Regions from separate parts of the Homo sapiens genome. Here region 1 is linked to region 2. A link is a contact called in ENCODE Hi-C data. All regions are on one chromosome and are shown on one strand. The core of a region is the stretch at or near the end of the contact, and the rest is flanking DNA. Distances in the headings are between cores, read along the strand shown.

What was found. A loop is a pair of places that touch in the nucleus more often than their neighbours do. Pooled maps may share reads with other maps.
Region 1: a pooled map shows a loop between it and region 2 (4-fold over the local background). The contact joins the promoter of DBT here to the promoter of DPH5 in region 2. A Hi-C loop is called at or near these places in 4 of 50 pooled maps.

Annotation. Positions count from the first base shown.
Region 1 is chr1:100,247,658-100,251,850 of GRCh38, reverse strand. DBT (dihydrolipoamide branched chain transacylase E2) reads left to right here and starts at 2,017. Exons shown (of 11, transcript NM_001918.5): 1 at 2,017-2,081. The coding sequence starts at 2,031. RefSeq lists a silencer at 1,798-1,897 and enhancers at 2,008-2,127, 1,729-2,288, 2,289-2,848.
Region 2 is chr1:101,023,697-101,028,439 of GRCh38, reverse strand. DPH5 (diphthamide biosynthesis 5) reads left to right here and starts at 2,656. Exons shown (of 8, transcript NM_015958.3): 1 at 2,656-2,757; 2 at 2,974-3,131. The coding sequence starts at 2,997. DPH5-DT (DPH5 divergent transcript) reads right to left here and starts at 2,594. Exons shown (of 5, transcript NR_109849.1): 1 at 2,379-2,594. RefSeq lists a silencer at 874-933 and enhancers at 2,725-2,834, 1,927-3,126.

The DNA.
Region 1 (4,193 bases), core at 768-3,267, 780 kb after region 2:
ATGTGATCTTTTGTGCTTGTATTCTTTTACTTAGCATAATATTTTTTTGACATTCATCCATGTCATAGCAATTATCGCTAATTCAGTCATTTTTAAGGATGAATAATATTTCAGAATATGGATGTACCACATTTTGTTTATTCACCTGTTAATGGACATCTGGGCTGTTTCTAGATTTTGGCTGTTATGCTGTTATGATTATTCCTATTCAAGTCTTTGTGTGAACACTGTTGTCATTTCTCTTATGTAGCTATCCAGGAGTGGAATTGGTGGGTCATAACTGGCCATTTTTAAATCTAAAAAAAGAGAAGAAATGGGGTCTTTGTTTCTTTCAAACTCGAATAAAAGAATTAACTAGGGAATAGATGGTGTATTTCTTTCCAGATGCTGGAATGAAAGATAAGGACACATATTATACTGAATATAGAAGCAAGAATCCATTGACATAAGAAGACGGTAAAGGAAAATAAACTAGTTATCTTCTGAGGAGCAGGTACAGTTAAAAACGAAATTAGGACAAAGAAAGTTGTATAGCAGCAGCTTGGAAGGGAGATGATTCACTTCAAAGGTACAACTGCCACTGCTTTTTATACAAACACATGCTTGTGGGATTATCAAATATATTAATAATGTCTATAAACATTTTTAAGGAAATGTAAAAACTTGAAATTCTTTTGACTACTCTAGATTTTCTGAGAAAGATAGCTATTTAGGCCGGACCCAGTGGCTCATGCCTGTAATCCTAGGACTTTGGGAGGCTGAAATGGGAAGATCGCAGTTTGAGACCAGGACTTTGAGACCAGCCTGGGCAACATAGAGAGATCCCATCTTGAACTTCTGAGCTCAAGCCATTTGCCTGCCTCAGCCTCCCAAAGTGCTGGAATTATGGGCAGGAGCCACCACGCCTGGCCCAAGAGACCCTATCTCTACCAAACAAACAAACAAACAAAAAAGATAATAAGATTTATTGTTTGCATTGATTTTTTGTGTGTAGATGTGTAATACATAAAATGGCAAATGAGGGGGAAAAGTGTTTGGGTCATATTAAACAATGAAGTTGTGAAATACCTGAGATTTTGTTTCATAACCACTAATCTTCAATGTTGAGCATTTAAAATGTATTTGTTCCAGTTTTTTTTCTCTGTAATTCCTTAGACATCTGTGCAGATTTTCATTCCCACGTAAGAAGCAATAACAGACTAATGTCATCCTGGACATTTCCAGGAATTGGTTTCCTAGTTGCTCTGAGGAAGATTGCCTTTTAAAAGAAAGCTCTGATCTGTTCTTTACCAGTTCCACTTGACCTGAATTTGACATTTCTTTAAGAGACAACTAAATCAAGATCATGTGTCTGTGACATGTATTGCATATGCTAGTTAGCTGCATCTGATAGCAGTCTGTAAAAAGAAAGATGATAACATGTTTATTTTAGACATTAGGTAATGTTCATCTTTCATGAAAAAAATTGATTAGCCAATTTTGGTAATCAAAAACATAAATGGGAGTAAAAAAGGCAGTCATTGGGAAGTACTGCTGTATGGACTTGTGAAACAACTAGTTGTCCAGAGCCTTGCTACAACGTATAGAAATATTCTATTTTCTGTATTTGGGGCGGCTACACTACAAGATGAAGACGGGGAAATGTTTTCCAACTCATCGCTCAGGTCCTACTGCAACATAACTTTCTTGAGGTAAGTACCTTTCTTTGTGTTTCCTTAACACTCTCTATTTTCCCCATCACATACACTAAAAAGATTATCTTTGGTGCATCTGTATTTACACAGCAGTGTTAAATTTGGGCTGCCCTCTGCCCCGCCTCCGTCCCCCAGGCTCTTTTCACTCCCCGCTGGGTCCCAGATCCTAGGGTTTAGCTCAGGCTCCGCCCTACTCCTTGGTTGGCTGTTGGGTGGGAGGCTCGTTTCTTCCCTCCCTATTGGTCGCCCAGGGGGAGGCGCGTTTCCCATCTCCTGATAGGCCGCGCCGAGGAGAGTCTCTCCAGTTTGCGGCACTGTTGTCATTTCCGGGGTAAGATGGCTGCAGTCCGTATGCTGAGAACCTGGAGCAGGAATGCGGGGAAGCTGGTAAGCACGTTTGGGCAGATCTGAGGCCGGGAAGGAGTGATTTGTCCGGAGTCATCCAGGAGTGGTGTTTTACTTTCTCCTCCGGTGCCAGGCGTCCAGGGCACGCGTGATGGAGAGGTGAAGGGATGCATGCAAAATAAAGGGCAGAGAACGGAGCGAGTCGACCAGTCTGGAGTGGAAACCCACTCCCTCCCCTTACCTGGAAGCGCTTCTGCAGCGACTCAGCCGTCCTGCTCCATCTGTACCCCGAGGCCCAGCTAGCGTTTTATTGAGCGCCTTCCAGGTGCCCAGGCATTGTGATAGGCGCTGTGGATCCAGAGATATATTCGTTTAGCATTTATTGCGTACCCACAGTATGCCAAACACTGGTAACACGACCCCTACCCTCAAGGAATCTACAGTGTGTAGAGGAAGAGGCCGTTCAAGTTATAGAATATCAGCAGGGGTCCCTGCTTCCGAAGAACTGAGCAGCTCGGCGTCACTCTTTTGCCTTGTACTTCTATGTCCGCACCACATATCATTCCTACCCTTTTGTCACCAAGGCTGTGACCCATCACCATCTCCCCTGCACTTCCTTCTCTTTCTCCCAGTCTTAGCACCAAGCACTGACACATACCGGTAATGATACTTGTTACCCCTATTTGCTTAGTGTTTCTTCTTCCTGCCTCTTCTCCCTTTCCCTAGATGCTCCTGCCTTGGTGACCCCGATCTTACAAAAACTTTCAAGAGCCTGCTATGTACCAGTGCTGTGTTAGGCACTGGAGATACAAATATGAAATAGACATCATATCTTCCTTCTCAAGAGATTACAACCTTGTGGTGGAGGACAAAGGAGAGGGAGACAGATAGAAATTACAACCCAGCATGAGAGGTACTGTGATGGGACAAGTGCCTAGAACTACAGGAACACACAGGAGTGGACACCTATGGTGGACTTGGGGGTCAGAGGAGTTCCCAGAGGATACTGTATGACTTGAGATGTAAGAAGGATAAGTAAGAGATAACCAGGAGAAGAGAGCTCTTCTCAGCAACACTTAACACATATTGGTCTCTCTTCTTTCTAGAGCTTTCCATTCTTGTTTTCTGTGACACCAGTTTCCCAATATTATTCTTTCTTCATCTTTGGCCACTTCATCCCAATATCCTGTTTCCCTTCCCGCCTTTTAAATATTGCTTTTTCTAAAGGGCTCTGACTTTGGCCCTCTGCACTTTTCCCACTTTCTGGGTTATCCCATCCACTCTTTGGCTTTAGTTACCATCTATGCTGATGAGTCCTAAAGTTCCCCAGTCTTCCAACCAGGTCTACTCCAAACCCATATATCCTACTGTCCTGGAAATCTCCAGTTTCATATGTACGTGATGTTTTCCAGCTGCAATTAAAAACCCAACCAATAAATAGGAAATTAAGTATCCATGCATACAGAGCATCCCCAATTAGATGTCAGCTCACATTAAGTGGCTTATGATTATCAATGTCGTCATTTCCCTAGTAGTTCATTTGTCCTTTTCCTACTGTATACAAGAGGGCTGCTACGACTTCTTCTTTTATGTTGAAGGCAGGAAGGTGGAAGAGGAGGAGGTTCCAGTCTCACTGGCCAGAACTGTGTTACATGGCCCCGGCTAGCACAAGGGAGCTTAGAAAAACTTGTCTTTTTTTTTTTTTTTTTTGAAATGGAGTCTCTCTCTGTCACCCAGGCTGGAGTACAGTGGTGCGATCTTGGCTCACTGCAACCCCTGCCTCCCAGTTTCAAGCGATTCTTTTGCCTCAGCCTCCCAAATATCTGGGACTACAGGCACACGCCACCATGCCCAGCTAATTTTTGTATTTTTAGTAGAGACGAGGTTTCACCATGATGGCCAGGCTGGTCTCAAACTCCTGACCTCAAGTGATCCGCCTGCCTTGGCCTCCCAAAGTGCTGGGATTACAGGATGAGCCACCATGCCCAGCAGAAAAGCTTGTCTTTAGTCTTCTCACAGTGTCTGCCGTAAAGCTTCAAAGCAGGTCAGACTCTCCAGCCTCTAGAACTGAACCCTCAAACCAGTTTCTCTTAATTTTTTTTTTTTTTTTTTTTGAGAAGAGTCTTGATCTGTTGCCCAGGCTGGAGTGCAGTG
Region 2 (4,743 bases), core at 1,407-3,906:
TAGCATGCATATGAACTATATGTTTTGTGTGTTGCAAGCCTTTCAATACAAATGACCTTCTAAAGTGGCATGAGACAGGCATATTTATATTTGATATTCCATTAATGATTTTTTTGGTAGTTTTTTAAAACATACCACCCTCTGTATTAATAAAGATGGAAAAATACGTAGCTCAGCTACTAGTGGATAATAATGATTTATTCAACAAACATTTATTTAATACCTATTATGTGCAAGGGATAGTGCTAAACCTAAGATGAGCATACAAATAAGATGCAGTCCCTGAATTAACTAAATCAATAGTTTGGTAAAGAAGAAATACAAATGAACAAATATAAAATCTCATAAATTGGTTAGTAAGTATATGTAGAGTAATACTGTAATGAAGAGGAGAAACCTAAATTAGCTTAGGGGGGTGAGGGTCTCTGGGAAGGCTTCCTGAACTTGGTCTTAAAGAATGGGTATTAGTGATCTAGGCAGGAGAGAATGGGAGACAATATTCTATGATGAGGCAGCAGCGTAGAGGAACAAAGCAGCATGTTGTGGGCAGAGAACTACAAGCAATTCAGTATTGCTGGAGAGAAAGCGAGAAAGCTCATGGTATGGAGTGGAGAGAGATGATGCTAAAAAGGTAGGCAGTGGCCACACCACGAATGATCTTGTGGGGTATGTTAACAAACCTGGACTTTCTCTTGGCCTCAGAAGGATCTAGAAGGGGTGTAATATTTTCAGATTGTTAACTATAACTCTCTGACCCCCTTGAGTGAAGGAGACATTATTATCAGCTACAAGAGTGACAAAATGAGGACCTGAGAATCAAGATGGTGATAGACGGTATGGTTTCTATTGAGATATACAGGCAGACATGACAGACGATGTGGGGGTGACTCCCAAGTGTCTGGCTGGGGTTAATCTGTTGATGACAATACTCTCCTCACCCACCCCCACCCCCGACCCATCCAAGTAGATAATATGGAAAGAAAAGCAAAATGGAAAGGGAAGGTGATGGATTCAACCTTGGATGTGTTGAATATGCTTCCGGGTTATCTAGGTGAAGATTTCCAGCAGAACGTTAACATGAAGCCAAGAGGGAGGAAGTCTGGATAGGAGGCTGAAATTTGAATCTACAAAATATTAGCGATACTAGGAATTCTGAGTGAACAGCCAGTTTTTGTGAGGTTTTGTTTGTTTTACTTAAGCCATTCTAATAGGTGGGTTGTGGTAGCTCATTGTGATTTAAATGTTTATTTTCCTAATGTCTAATGATGTTTAGGATCTTTTTTTGTTTGTTTAAGATCTTTTAAAATAATTATTTGCTATTTGTGTATCTTCTTTGGTGTCTATTCAAATCTTTTGCCCATTTTTAAACAACGAACTGTTTTATTATTGCTTTCTGAGTGCTCCTTATATATTCTCCATACAAGTCCTTCATCAGATACATGCTTTGTAAATATTTTCAGTATGTGGCTTCAAGTCTTTTGAAGAGCATAAATTTTTACTTTGTTGAAGTCCAATTTATCAATTTTTTTCATCACGCTTTTGGTTTAAGAAATATTTGCCTAAATAAGGTCACGAATATTTCCTCCTATGTTTTCTTCTGGTATAGGTTTAGGTTTTCCATTTACATCTACGATCCATTTTGAGTTTTTTGGGGTGTGTATGTGGTGTGAGGAATAGATCAACGTAATGAGAGGGGATAAAACACAGCCACGAAGAGTTTATAGATAGGAAGTGCAAAAAGGTGGATGGAACCTGGGAATGAAAAAAAGCCAAGGTTCAAGGAAGCGGAGTTGGGCATTGTCGGGGAGGCAACAGGAAAATTCTGAGTAACCAACACTGCCTGCTAAGAAAAGCAATGACAGCTGTCTTTTTTAACTTGGATGAGGTCACCTTGGGAAGAGCATTTTCAGTCAAAACAAATCTTCCCTATTTCTAATTACATGTAACCAACAGCTTTATAAGAATTCCCCCGGCAGAAACACTTGAGAGGTCTGAAATCCCTGAGCACTATTAAAGGTCACTTCTTTAGGTACAGGAAGGTCTGGGATTCCTGACACTGAGGGTGACTGAAACATCCTTGGGGCACTCCAGGCATAAGGTCTTGGGGACAAACCCAAGGAGTCATTGCCTTGTTGGGAAATCAGAAGCACACTCACTGCTGGGTTTGCCAATCTCACGCTTCACCAGGAAGACACCTAGTTGAACTACAGGAGGATGAGAAGACTGGAATTAAAATCTGTGCACTCGGCCAAATCCGGGGACAAATCAGGAAAATCCTTCCCAGCCCTCCCTGTTTCTGGAGAGGAGGAGTAGGGCGCAGGGCCCCTCCCGACTCTCTTCCACGTGGCTCCTCTCGAGCGAAGAGCTACTGCACTTACCCAGGCTTAGGAAGCGGGTGTTTAAGCCATGGGTTAGAGGGCTCGTGAGCACGCCCGATCCTTTCCCTGAGGCTATGAAACGGTGGCTCCACGGACTCCTCTCGGCCGACTGACCTTTCGCCGCCCTGCCCCAGCAGCCGGCGGGTTTCTTCAGTGGAGCCGGGCTCTGGTCTCCGCAGCCCAGTAGCCCGCTAGCCCGGCCCCCTCCCGCTAGTCGTAAAGTGCAGTAAAGGCACCAGCATTTTGCGGCACCGTAGGTGAGGCCGGCGGCGTGGGCCTTTTCTCTGCACGGAGCCGGCGCTTTTGCAGTTGCTTCTGCGGAAAGGTGGTAGTTAAGAATTTGTAAAGGCCAGAGAACTACCTACGATTCTCTCAGCGGGTAATTGGCTGCTCCTAGGTTTGTGTAACAAGAGGCAAAACTGGTAGGGTTGTTTAAAACCTCTTATCCCAGTTCTTAAGCGTGACATAAGGTTCCCAAACCCCTCCTTGTGACTTGCCTCTTCTCTTGTGCTACTTTGGTTGTCATCGTGTTCATCACTAGATTTTAGATGTCCTCGGTGTTACTGACGGTTTTTCTGTCCACTTCGTCTTGCAGTCTCTCTTCTCCTCAAGTTTGAAATGCTTTATCTCATCGGGTTGGGCCTGGGAGATGCCAAGGACATCACAGTCAAGGGCCTGGAAGTTGTTAGACGCTGCAGTCGAGTGTATCTGGAAGCCTACACCTCAGTCCTAACTGTAGGGAAGGAAGCCTTGGTAGGTGCTGAGCGTTCCCCAGCCTCCTGGGAAGAAAGCTATCTAACATCTGATTTTCATACACTAAGCTGAACAGAATTTTCAGGTCTGCTTGTTTAAACCCTTTGAAACGCATCCCTTGTTCATTAATGATCTGAGGAGCAGAAGAATGGAAATTTTACACCAACCAAGTGACTTGGAAAATGAAAGGGTGCTTTGTCCTATTTTACAAGTCTAATTTTGTGGCTTTCTCCAGTAAATAGGAAAGCTATTTTATACTCCTGGGGGATAGTTATCAAAACCCCTTATTTCATGAGGTAGTCAAGAAACCCTTTCTGAGTTGAGTGCTAATGAGGAGCTGACACAGCCTTAATGAGTTGGTTATATATATTCAAAAACCAAGCTGAAAGCTTCCCCCTTTGAAGTGTGTCCATAGGGAATGGCGATTGCCTTTTTGTATCCTATCCAGAGAGATCTTATCTTAAATAGACTATCTCCCAATAAGGCTTATACTGATACACTTGTATATATTGAGTGAGCCTGGACTTAATATATAAAAATGTATGAGTATACACTTACATGAGTATACACTAAGTAACCAAAGTATTTGTTAGTATATTATACATTTATAGTTGGCCCTCATAAGGGCCCAGTAAATTTGGGGGAAGGGTCAACTTCAGGTTCATTGTCAAACTCTAAGTAGAATGTAAATCAAAGGATTAATACATATGTTATGGGAGGAGGGAGCAGATTTATTGTCATGTCTTCCAAACAAAAAATAGACTTAAAATTTTTAGGCCTCAGATTACTTTAAAATCTTATAGAAGGAATTAAGAACTGCTACTTGAATTGGCCATGCATTTAAATAAAAGTTGTGTGTAAAGACCAACTTTGATATATACATATATGTGGAGAGAGAGAGAAAATAAGTCTTGCTCTGTTGCCCAGGCTGGGGTGCAATGGTATGATCATGGCTCACTGCAGCCTCAGCCTCCTGGGCTCAAGTATCCTCCCACCTCAACCTCTCGAGTAGCTGAGACTACAGGTGGGTGCCATCATGCCCAGCTAATTTTTTGTATTTTTTGTAGAGACAGGGTTTTGCCACATTGCCCAGGCTGGTCACAAGTTCCTGGACTCTAGTGATCTGCCCACCTCGGCCTCCTAAAGTGCTGGGATTGTATAGGCACAAGCAACCACACCCAGCCTAAGGCCAGCTTTGATTTAAAAAACATTTTTTTTTCTCATTTTTTCACTCTTAGGATAGAACCAAAATATCTAAGCTCGAAATGATGGAAATGTGCGTCTCTAATCAGTGATTAAGGAAAAGTAAAAGGAACTTAACACCTTCAAGAAAAGACAGACAAATAACAAAACAGCAGTTTGATAGAATGAGATATCAGGGGATGGCATAGAGGAAAGTTTGGTTATAGTTTTATCTTTGTTACATGTTAATGTGACCTTGGACAAGTCCTTTAACTTTAGTGTCTTTTTTAAATGGGGTAAAAAACATCTACTTTAGGTGTTCAGCATAATTCTTAGCATAGGTTCTTAACTATGGTATATGGCACAAAACTGTTCAGAAATAGAAATTGTCAATGTTCACATTTCCAAACTTCTCTGAACCTCAGTTTCT